Regions from separate parts of the Mus musculus genome. Here regions 1 and 2 are each linked to region 3. Evidence: chromatin loops called from intact Hi-C (ENCODE). Cell type or tissue: heart. All regions are shown on one strand.

Evidence for each region. Hi-C counts contacts between places; a loop is a spot of excess contacts. Peaks named below come from ENCODE experiments on the same cell type or tissue, not always from the same donor. Only the 100,000 strongest peaks of a DNase experiment are listed, where the experiment ranks them.
Region 1: a loop joins it to region 3, with 2.2 times the contacts of the local background. A loop is called at or near these places in 6 of 42 quality-filtered maps.
Region 2: it touches region 3 in a loop (5-fold over the local background); 3 of 42 quality-filtered maps call a loop at or near these places.

The regions. Positions count from the first base shown.
Region 1 is chr13:13,952,722-13,956,721 of GRCm38, forward strand. It overlaps B3galnt2 (UDP-GalNAc:betaGlcNAc beta 1,3-galactosaminyltransferase, polypeptide 2), which reads left to right and starts at 1,953. Exons shown (of 12, transcript NM_178640.3): 1 at 1,953-2,198. The coding sequence starts at 2,084. In heart, CTCF peaks have their summits at 1,697 and 2,376; a DNase peak (open chromatin) is centred at 1,760; H3K4me3 peaks cover 2,684 bases; H3K27ac peaks cover 2,032 bases.
Region 2 is chr13:15,756,942-15,760,941 of GRCm38, forward strand. No RefSeq gene overlaps it. Among named protein-coding and RNA genes, the nearest start is that of 4933412O06Rik, 44 kb to the right of the region's middle. In heart, a CTCF peak has its summit at 2,361; DNase peaks (open chromatin) are centred at 2,290 and 2,770; H3K4me3 peaks cover 1,354 bases; H3K27ac peaks cover 1,112 bases; H3K27me3 peaks cover 1,339 bases.
Region 3 is chr13:13,888,013-13,892,012 of GRCm38, forward strand. It overlaps the pseudogene Gm7446. Among named protein-coding and RNA genes, the nearest start is that of B3galnt2, 65 kb to the right of the region's middle. In heart, a CTCF peak has its summit at 1,602 (motif pointing right); a DNase peak (open chromatin) is centred at 1,659; H3K4me3 peaks cover 637 bases; H3K27ac peaks cover 357 bases.

The DNA of each region.
Region 1 (4,000 bases), 65 kb after region 3:
ATACTGTGCTAGCCAGCATCTAGGATGGTTCCCAGTGATCTTCGACTCCTGGTAGTCACCTGGTGAATACCTGAACACTGTGCACACAGGTATCCACTCTATAGGGCTTTTCTGTGTGACCAATTGACTAACCCAGAAGTGACAATGTGTCTCCATCATTAAAACGTCTGCCATCTGAGTAAGCAATGTTCAAAGCAGACTCTTCAACCACCATGAAGCCTTCAGATGACTGCAGCCCTGGCTGATGATATTCCTGCAACTTTGAAAACGAACTAGAACTTAGCTCCCAAATTCCTGATCTGTACTAAAGTCTGAGATATGAAATGATTATTATTGTTTCAATTATTCTGGATTTGTAATGAATAACAAATACACGAGTCCCCTCCCCTTTTTGTACAGGTTGGGCATCAACCCAAGACTGCCCATTGGTAGGTAAGGCCCTACCATTCAGCTTCATCACCGCTCAAACAAGTTTCTTCTCATGGGAACAAATTTGACCACGTGAGTTATTTTATTAAGTACATAATAAAACAGTACAGTAGAACACAGCTTTTACCTGATTAAACTAAATTAAAAAATTGAAATTAAAAACATTGCAAAAATAGCCAAAGAAAAAGCTATCTTAAGGGGCTGAAGAGATGGCCCAATGGTTAAGAGATCTGGCTGCTCTTCCTGAGCACCCAATTTCAGTTCCCAGTACCTACAGGGTGGCTCACAAACACGGGGAAACTCCAGCTCCAGGGGATGGGATAGACGCCCCCCCCCCCAGCCTGCACATGCGTACACACACAAATGAAAAAAAAAATCAAATAAAATCTTTTTAAAAAAGTCAATCTTAACAGTGTCAGGTTGAGGATATAGCTCAGTTGGTAGAGGGCTTGCCTAGTAAGGATTAAGCCCTGGGTTCCATCCCAAAGCACCACTTGTGGAGATGAAGACAGAAAGATCAAGAGTTCAAGGCCATCCTCTGCAGAATAGTTTCCTGTTAACTACGTGAGACACTGGGGGCGTCTGTGTGTGTGTGTGTTACTACAATTGCTTTTTTAATACAAAACCGCTACTCAGTGGCAATATGGTGCTGAGCCTGAGAGGTGGCTCCAGTGAAGTCCGCTCGTTTCCTAACGCTGGTTGGAGATGGATCTTTTGCAAACCCAGCCCTCACACATTTGGTCACCTCAACTTGGTGGGAACTTTTCAAAGTCATCTGGCAGCTGAAGCTCTCATTTCTGTGCTTCCCGACAGTTACCCTAGTGAGGAGCGCGTGCGCACCCAGGCAGCCTCCAGATCCGGGCTTCTCCTCTGTCCTCGCTTTCCATAGCAAGCCCCGGTGTTTCTCGTCCTCCTCACCCGCCGTTGCTTACTAGAGGGAAGCAGGAAACTCCCTGCTACTCGGCGCTCAGGCTCCCCGCTGCGCTTCTTATGGGATAGGTCAGGGGAGCACACTATTATTTCGTTGAGCGCTGAGGTGCCATACAAACCTGCCCCGACTGGGCAACTGCTCCTCGAGGTCATGCGCCCTGCAGCAATGTCCACAGCGGAGGGGGTCGTACAGCAACTTGAGCAGTTAACGTGCAGGTTCCCCGTGTGCGGTACCCGCCTTTACTACAGGGGAACCCTAGCAAGAAGGTGGATGCGCATGCTCAGTGTGCCGCTAAGGCACCGCGGCCGGATGAGAGACGCGCATGCTTCGTGTGTGCACTTCGCCTCCAGCGTTGCGTAGCAGCACGCATAGCTCTCTGGGAAACGTAGTTTCTCGGGCTTACAATCTCAGGCACGCCTCCCTCCTGGGCTCAGCGAGGGACTACCGCTCCCGCCCTTCCGGCAGACAGGAGCGTGCAGGGACGCGGACTGAAGGGCTGGGCGAGAGCGAGGAGGGCTGAACGGGTGGGAAGGCCACGCACGCGGGGGCGTGGCCTTGGCCGGGAAGCGGCCGCCGCTCGTGGTGCGGATCTAAGGAGAGAGCGGCGGAGACAACGCCAGGCGTGGGCGCGAACACTCCTGGTGGCACTCGGTGTTCTTAGGTCCCCTCGCTATTGGCCGGGACGCGGGAGAGCGCGGCGGGGGCGCGAGGTGGGAGCGGCCAATGCGAAACTGGCTGGTGCTGCTGTGCCCTTGCGTGCTCGGGGCCGCGCTGCACCTCTGGCACCTCTGGCTCCGTTCCCCGCCGGACCCCCACAACACCGGGCCCAGCGCGGCAGGTGAGGTGAGGGGCTGAGTCGCTGCGCTCGTGGGAGGCCGCGGGGGATGGCTGAAGGGGCACAGGGAGGGCTCGGACGTCCCAGAACGGACGGAACAAGCGAGTCTTTCTTTAGTGTCGGGCGAACCCAACTGTTCGTTTCTTATCAGCGTGTGCTCAGCGGCCCGCGTCGTGGTCGAGGGAGGGCCCTGGTCACAACTTGGGGCGCTTCTCTCCGAGGTGGGGTGGGGGAGCGAGCTTGCCGGTGCTGACGGTGTTGGCTTTGCGTGTCAGGACTCACTTTGCAGCGAGGAGGGACGGACTGTACTTTGTGGTCTCTGATCATGAGGTGAGTCAGGAAAAGACCTAGACGTGAACTAGGGTTCAGCTGTGAGTGGAGTCGCCCCTGTATTCTGCTTGGATAGCTTGCTAATTAAGGAGCCTAAGAATACCGGATTCTTCTTTAACTTCGCGTACATTTGTTCCCAAACTTCATCCATCGTGGGAATGAAATCTTTGTTCTCATTCGCCTTACAATCTGAAGGTGCGTTTGCCCACAGTGCGTATCCAGTGTTGTCCTGCCACCCTCAACACTACTTTCTTGTCTCCTGTGTGTCATTTTCAAGTTTTTCCCGGAATGCTTATATATGTCGAGAACTCTATAGCCATTTTAAAGATAGGGTAATGCTTTAATTTTTAACTACGTTAGGATTTATCTTACCATTTCATATCCAAACAGCTGTTTTCTTTTCAGAAAGTTTTAAAACAGTTCTTCACAGCCATCACAGAACCAAGTCTTATACCTTATTTAGCAATCCTCAAAACTCCGACTGTTACCAGATTACACTGGGGTTATTTTAGTAGTGATCTCTTTTCCTATTAGACAACCACCATTTTTTTGGAAAGGCTATTTGTGTGACTGAAAAGAATGACTTCCAAGTGGTATAATGAAAGTACATTATATGCGTATTTAGCTTGTGAGACTTTTACAAACTAGTTAAAAAAGGGCCGTACATACAAAATGCTTGGCCACCTAACATCTGTTGGGGTTGTGCTCTCTCTCACTCAAAGATGAGTGAGTTGCTGGAATCTACACGCAGAGCCCACTGTAGAATATATGTGACCTTAACATTAACAGTCTTTTAGCGTTCAACACAATAAACCTTGCCTTTGAGCTTGTGTTTAAGTAAGACTGCAAACAACTTTTGGATTTGGAACAGATTTTTTTCCTGATGTCTTAGTGCTTATCCATTTAGGATAGACTGGATTAAGCAAGCAAACTGTAGGAAGACTTAGGGTTATATGGGGTCATACTAGTTGTAAAAATTACTTTTGTGTTGATATCAAAGCTTTGTCAGATAATCAGTAGGATGTTTTAATTAGACAGATTCCTATCCCACTCTCCTCCCCTGGTACTTCAAAAACAAAAGCAGAAGTATTTTGATTGCAAAAAGTTCCCACAGGTCTTTTTCCTATTTTGCTGTTGAAATATTTAAAACATTTGGGCATTTTTACTTTCTGACCACATACATTAAGCCTAAAATCTGAGATTTTACTAAATATCTTTCTCTTGAAATAACACTTTAAGATTTATTTTGGCTTCTTTTCTGCTACTCTGTCTGGATTCCCATTTAAGCCACAATAGTACTTGTTTACATTTGTGTGTCTGTGTTTATGTGCATGCGTGTGCACTTGAGTGCACAATTGGTACAGCATGGAGCTTTTGCAAACGTTGCAGGACAACTTGTGAGTCAGTTCTCTCCTTCCACCACATGGGTTCTGATTTTGTGATGTTCAGAGTTTGATTATCAGACTTAGCAAGCC
Region 2 (4,000 bases), 1.9 Mb after region 3:
TCCCACAGCATGCAAGGGCTTGGCTGTTAACGACTGTTATTGTGAACTTGCTCTGTATAACCCTGAGCAAGCTATCTGATCTTTCTGAGGCGATTTAACGTAGCAGGGCACATATGGATATTTGTGGTAGCAAAATCTAAGTAAGGCACCGCGTTGTTTGGTACAGTTTCCACCAAATAATAGGTCCTCTCTGATTGGTGCTTTAAGCTCCACTGTAGACCATAAGAGCTAATGAGGTGAGTTTTATAAGAGACGGAATAGTCTCACAAAAACATTGGCACATGGCTCCTTTAGAATAGAGATGTTTGAGGTGACCTTAAAACCACAACTACTCTTTAATGTGATCTATTAATGGTTTTCTCAACCTGGTCCATACTCCATCTGTCAGCCCTCACCTCATGGTCCATTTCAGACACTCTGGACTGGTGAACTGATGGGTCATAGTTACCTAAGCTCTCCATTCAGGATTATCTGAAAAACATGGTTCTTAGCCCTGCTCTACAACTGCTGGGGAGAGTCTTGGTTAGGCTTAAGTGTTATTAACATATAAGTCCAGGGTGTGGCACCAAATCATGAAAATGAGGCTCTGGCAGAGCCAGCCCAATCGTGGGCTGTGCAAAGAGACATGAACACACATACTGAAACCAACCATGAGGTCCCACATTCTTGGACAACTAGAGAAAGTTCCTTGGAGACCAACTTCTTCCATCCAGGTCTGTGGAGACAGGAATATACCAGGGCCAGGGTCATGGGACACGCCTTCATTGGGATGTTGTCAAAGAATGAGCCACTTTAAGGTTTCTTAGGTTTTAACCTTCAATTATCCCTGTGTAGTTAATGTCCTCAGCCACATGGTTTTGAATTGTACTGTTTATTTAGTAACTCCACAGAACTGCTGGAGTTTGGCTGCATCTCTCTCCAGTTACAGAATGAGTAATCCTGAATACCTGGTAACACACGTCGGGGAAGAATGATAGACAGCACCTCCTAAACAAACTCTACTGCACATGCAGCGCCTTATCTGCTTTGTGTCTAATCTTTAATTTCACAGAATAATATCTTACTAACAACACTTAACAAGTGAGTGAAAGGGGGCTACAGAGATGGGTCAGCAGATAAGAGCACTTGCTATTCTTGCACGGGACATTAGTTTGATTCACAGAATCCACACTGGGCAACCTTACAACCAACTGTAACTCCAGCTCCAGAGGATATCATGGCCTTCTCTGGCCTTCCAGAACACTTAGACAGGTGGCATGTAGCAGAACACGAGAGGGAGAGAGAGAGAGGGAGAGAGGGAGAGAGACGGAGAGAGAGGGAGAGAGAGGGAGAGGGAGAGGGAGAGGGAGAGGGGGAGAGAGAGAGAGAGAGAGAGAGAGAGAGAGGATGGAGTATGATTGTGATAGTCGGGATGCGGTGTTGGGGATATAGATCCATTGTCCAGAACCTCTCAGAATATGCCAGAACATAGCTTCATCCTGCTTAGGAAATGAAGTCCTAGCCATAACTGGTCAGAGGAACCTGATGACAAAGCTGCCCCTCTCTGAGGGCAAAGGCAAGTGCCTGAGTTACCTGGACATGGAGAGGGGGGCTCCTTTCTACTTACCACTTACTTTAGCTGTGGAGCCCCAATTGTCTCATCTACCTAACAAGATAATCAGGACAGAATGAATTATATAGGATGCCAGTGGGCATCAGGACAAGGCTGAACATTGTTGCTGTGCTTCCAAATACAGGGTTCAACGAATTCAATATGGATAGGCAACCCTTCCAAAGATGAAATAAAGAGGATGCCAAAGGGAACCAGCTGACTAGAAAAGGCACTCTGTAGGTGGGGGTAGGAAGGCGTGGTGCATAGAGGCAAAGCTGATGTATGGGCAAGACTGTGGCTTGGACACACAGCCCACACCGACAAAGAAATCTTGGATTGGGGACACCAGAACTGAATTTTACAGAGTAGCTAACTGGGACGTATACTTTTGGGAGAATATGGAAGAAAGTGAATGGGAGAAGCTGCAGCTTCCTTGGGCGATTAAGCCTCATACACAACGGTAACAGAGCATTTCAATCAAAGAACAGCTGCTGTTGCACGGTGCCAGAGGGAGAATCCTTCCAGTCCCTTTTCTGCTGCTTCTATTTCCGGTGTTAGCCAGAGAAAACAAAACAAAACGCATCTTTGGAACACACTACCATCACTCTCCATTCTCATGGGACGCCGCTGTCCTTTTTCCTTCCCCTTCTTCCTTCTGGGCGACCCTTTGCACACAGGGGACGACCCAGGTCCTGGGGCGCAGAATCACGGTTTAGTTATTGGCTTCCTCGCTGAACCCCTTTGCTGTGCTGCTTCCGCCACCGCGCGGCGACATGCGGAATGGCTGCCCGCAGGCCCGCGCTTTACTTTGCCAAAATCCCCAGGAGAGCATCGTTCCTCTCGGGTGTTAGCGAGAACCTACGTGAGCAGATAAAAAGCGTCTTGGTTTGACTATTCCAGGCATGTAGTGTTTAGAATCAATCGGAAGCTGCTGGAGAGGGGCGCCGCTTCGTGGAGTGGCTTTCCTGGATCTGGGCCAGTCTCTTCTTAGCACGAAATACAAATAAACAAGGATTCCTCGGTGGCGCAGGCTGTATTGGCGGATCTGCTGTGACAAGAGCGCTGTTGCTGACAGGGTGGGTCTAGGCTCGGTTTGGCATCTCTACTGTGAAGCAGCAGCCGGCAGCATCCCGCAGAGAGCCAATTCAGCATTCTTGGAGCTGTTTTTCCTCTTCTCTCCCCCTTCCTTACTCTTTCTGAACAAGCAAAATGACTTCCCTCAGGCCCTTTGGGAGATAGAGCATGAGGCCTGCCCCAGGGAGCCTTGTGCCTAAGTGGATAACAGTTCCGCCTTTGGCAAACCAGTTTCCTTAATTTCACAGTGGGCCCAAATCACCGCGCAAGGACAGTGAAGATTGAATGAGGCTTCTTTGTCTCGTGCCCACTTCTGCTCGCATGGCCTAGCAAGGTGCTCCTTTTACATGTTCCCTTTATTCAAACTGTTTGCCTTATCTGTGACCAGGCAACCTTTCAAACACGAATGTAGAGGAGATCAGGACAGCCAGAGCTACTAAGCATGTAGAGTGAGGGCAGATATGGGTGACCACAAGTCCTGGGGGTGGGGTTGGGTGGGGGTTGGGGTGGGGGTGGTGGGGAGAAGAAGGGGGAAACAGATCTGAAAAGCAGAAGAGGAGAGAGGTGGAGTCAGCTGGCTAGTGCCACATGATTGGTCAGGGACAGAGCTGGCCCAGTGTCTACTACCCAGAGGAAAACAGGACAGCAAGAAAGGGGTCCTTCTCTACGGGGGCCTTGGATCCAGAATACTGTGTGAGAGAGGACAACAAAAGCCTGGAAAATGACAAAGTCTGGGGGAAGAAGCTTCCAGCCAGGGTGTCAGGAGGAGAGCCCATTAGGGAGGGAAGGAACCGGGCACCAGGAGAACATCTCTTTGACTTCAGGTGCTCTGGGAATCACGCGCATGTGAGTGGGAATCTCAGAGTCAGGATTAGTCTCTGAGAGCCTTGATTCAACTTATTGGTCTCTCTCTCTCTCTCTCTCTCTCTCTCTCTCTCTCTCTCTCTCTCTCTCTCTCTCCCCATCTCTCTCTCTCTCTCTCCCCATCTCTCTCTCTCTCTTTGAGACAGGGTTTCTCTGTATGGCCCTGGCTGTCCTGGAACTCACGCTGTAGACCAGGCTGGCCTTGAACTCAGAAATTCACCTGCCTCTGCCTCCCGAGTGCTGGGATTAAAGGCATGCGCCACCATCACTCAGCGGCATCTCTTCGTATATAATTGTGTGTGTGTGTGTGTGTGTGTGTGTGTGTGTGTGTGTGTGTGACTTACTGAGTCCAATTAGTACTGGCCTTTTGTTCATGTGTTTACATCTGATCACTATGATTGGAGCTCCTTCCTGAACAAGAACAAAACAAACAAACAAGCAGGTTCACGGGATTTAGAGTTGGGTAGGACT
Region 3 (4,000 bases):
GGTCTTCTCATTGTGTCCTGGATTTCCTGGATATTTTGAGTTAGGATCTTTTTGCATTTTCCATTTTCTTTGATTGTTGTGCCGATGTTCTCTATGGACTCTTCTGCACCTGAGATTCTCTCTTCCATCTCTTGTATTCTGTTGCTGATGCTCAAATCTATGGTTCCAGATTTCTTTCCTAGGGTTTCTATCTCCAGTGTTGCCTCACTTTGAGTTTTCTTTATTGTGTCTACTTCCCTTTTTAGGTCTAGTATGGTTTTGTTCATTTCCATCACCTGTTTGTATGTTTTTTCCTATTTTTCTGTAAGGACTTCTACCTGTTTGATTGTGTTTTTCTGTTTTTCTTTAAGGACTTGTAACTCTTTAGCAGTGTTCTCCTGTATTTCTTTAAGTGATTATTATTAAAGTCCTTCTTGATGTCCTCTACCATCATCATGAGATATGCTTTTAAATCTAGGTCTAGGTTTTCGGGTATGTTGGGGTGTCCTGGACTGGACGAAGTGGGAGTGCTGGGTTCTGATGATGGTGAGTGGTCTTGGTTCCTGTTAGTAAGATTCCTACGTTTACCTTTCGCCATCTGGTAATCTCTGGAGTTAGTAGTTATAGTTGACTCTGTTTAGAGATTGTTCTTCTGGTGATTCTGTTACCGTCTATCAGCAGACCTGGGAGACAGATTCTCTCCTCTGAGTTTCAGTGCTCAGAGCACTCTCTGCTGGCAAGCTCTCTTACAGGGAAGGTGCGCAGATATCTTGTTTTTGGACCTCCTCCTGGCCGAAGAAGAAGGCCCAAAACAGGGCCTTTCTCAGAAGCTGTGTTGCTTTGGCAGTTCCCAGAAGCTGTCAGCTTCCGTGGTGCAGACTCTCACCTGTGCAGACTAAATTCCTAAGGTCCAGGGAGGTCCGGAACCAAGATGGCGACTGCTGCTCCTGAGGCTGAGGCCGCCTCCCAAGCCAGGCGGACACCTGTCCTCTGGTCCGGAAGGTGGCCCGCCAAGGGTGATGCCTCAGCGGCTCTGTGGCTCTGTGCTTCCGCCTGTCCCAGAAGCTGTCCGGTTCTCTGGCGCACCCTCTCACCTGTTCAGACTAATTTCCTAAGTTCCACGGAGTCCCGTAACCAGGATGGTGACCGCTGCTGCTGAGGCTGAGGCCGCCTCCCCATATTTTCTTTTTAAAGTACCAGGTGATATTACTTCTTGGTGGGTTTTAAAATAATTAAATAATTTATCAGCCTGTCTCACTAGTCTTTTTGCCAGCCACTCTCTCATTAGGCTTGGTACTTATCTGCGTCTATAACCCACTCTTCTTCATCACCTTTCGGATCAGAGTTGCTTCGAAGCATCATAGATGTTTGACTTTAAGGAAGGCCAGTGCCTCCTGAGTAAGGGTTAGACTCCCCCCTGGCTTCTCTGTCTACTCTGTCCTCTACCCGCTCTTCCTCTTCACCTTTCGGATCAGAGTTGGCTTCGAGGGGTCATTTCAACTTCAAGACCAGAGCGTCTCAGATTAGGAGCATAGCTGAATTCTAACACCTGGTAAATGGCCCGTAATTTAAATCGTGGCCGCTAGGTGGTGCTAAGCAGCTGCTAAACACCTGCTAGCATATCTGAATTCTACTCCCCAGTAAATGGCCTGCAATTTAAATTACAGCCACTAGATGGTGCTAAGTGGCTGCTAAACTCCAGCTGGTTTCCGGCTGCCGACTTATGCCAACTGTCACAAAACTGTCGTGAATTGGGGTTAGTGACAGGCGGAAAGGAAATCCTTGAACTTGGGGAATAGGTTCTAGCAGCTTATTTGTATACATAGACACACACACACACACACACACACACACACACACACACACACACACACACACACGCTAAGGTTGGTTCCCATGGTTACCTGGGACCGCAGCGTGGTCTGGGGCAGTGGGCAGCAAGTGCTGCCCTGCTGGTGGCTAGGAAGCCAGGGAGCTGCGAGCATCATTGCTGCCTGGGTCCATGAGTTCCTTACAATGATTCATGAAATAATTTTTAAACTCATATAAAAACATCACTATACCTCTAAATTTATCAAGTTATCAAAGATAAGCAATTTTTCAAATAATAGTTGGAATTTCAAAAGTAGTTTGTTTGTTTTTTTTTTCATTGTGAAAAAGTCTTTATTTTAAGAAAAAAATTTAGTTAACAAAAAATTTAACAAGTTTCACTTAGCAAAATACACCCAAAAGGAAATCACAGTACAAAGAAAGCTTTAAGTCAAGGCCTCACCAATTCCTACAGTATTAGTATTGTTTCTCAATTCTCAAAACTAACTTTTAAAAAGCTTAAACTTAACCTAAAGATTTTAAATGAAAATATAAACTAGAATGAACATGAGAAATGCTTCTCTTTTGCATCAGGGATCTAGCACCTTTGGGTTCTCCAGAAAAGTACATATCCCCAGTGTGTTCACTGTGGTGTGCTTAAAGATCCACTCAACATACTTAAACTACTTAACTCAGATAACATCACTCTTAAGTATACTACCAAAAATGTTAATTGAGAAAAGCGGAAGAAAATAGTTTTAGTTTACTCAATATTACATGCTAGAAGAAAAGTTTGCATGAGAAACACTGAAGAGGTAATTTTTTAATCCAGATTTCACAAACTCATGGTGCAAAGTGGGTCCCCCAGCTTCCTCTAGAGTTATAAACTGCTCTTGACTGCTTATTGGCTGCCTGTGAAATTTTCTGATTGAAATAACTCAAATGTTCCTACAGTACTAATCATATCCACCCATGCTGTTCTGACCGCTGTAGCCGGCCCTGTAACAGCCACTCACTGACTGGCTCTCCAGGCCACTGTAAGTTGCCTGGGCAGCTGACACACCCATGCCCTGCATCACCAGGCTGCTATAAGCCCCACTGCTGGCCCCTGTTGTTCAGGAGGAGTCCTACGTATCTGTGTTACATGTTGGTCTTGTCCTTGGACATAGCTGCCACTGCTTCTTCATGAGTAGCAAACTCAACATCAGCTTCTCCCGTCACTCTTCCATCAGGACCAATCTCAATATGAACTCTCACAGGGTTGAGTGGAGAGAAGAAGTTGTAAATGTCGTTCTCCGTTGCTTTGTAGGGCAGCCCTCTCATGTGGACGCAGTGGCCGGTGGTGCTCTGCACTGTGAACTCGCTGTCTCCATATCTGTGGTCATACATTCCTGAGAGACAATAGCTGAGGTCTCTCCCAAACAGGTCAGTGGTGAAGCCATAGCCATCACTGAGGCCACTGTATTCTTCATAGCCCCCATAGCCTGAACTATAGGCACCAGACCTCATCCTATCCAGACCTGCCTGTTTCACAATGCCAATGTACCTCCGGGCTGTGCCAGGCCTGTCATAAGGCCCAGGCCTTTGCACAGACATAAACTTCAGAGGTGGATCTGAGTATGATCTAACTTCCTCCTGACTGCTCTTAAACACTTCAATATACCTGTGCCCTATTCTCTCCTTGTGCTTCCCTAAAGCTTTCTCAGCTAACTCTTGTAAGGCAAACTGAATGAAGGCCTCCCCTGTAATCTTGCCTTCCGGGTCCACAGGTAGTGTGATCCCATTTGGCACAATTTCCAACCCTGAGAAGAACTGAACGATTTCTTCCTTTGTGCATCCAAATGGGAGTCCCCGAAGCCTCACAAAGCCATCATTGGCACTGTCGGCGCTGTTTGGACCACTGTGCTTCAACACCCAATCCATCTCGGTTCTGTGTGACTTGAACACCTCAATATACCGGTGTCCCATGCTTTCCCTGTCTTTTTTCAGAGCCAATTTTACATCATCTTCTGACTCAAGTTCAACAAAAGCCTCACCACTCTGCCTGCCTTCTCTAGTATAAATGAAATGAACACCTGCGACCCCATCATGAATTGTGCAGTCGGAGAGGAAGTTTTGTACGTCCTCAATTGAGCAGGACCAGGGTAGGACACGGAGTTTGACTACATAGCCTTCACCTCCCTCAGGGCCCAGCATCATGGACACTTGACAG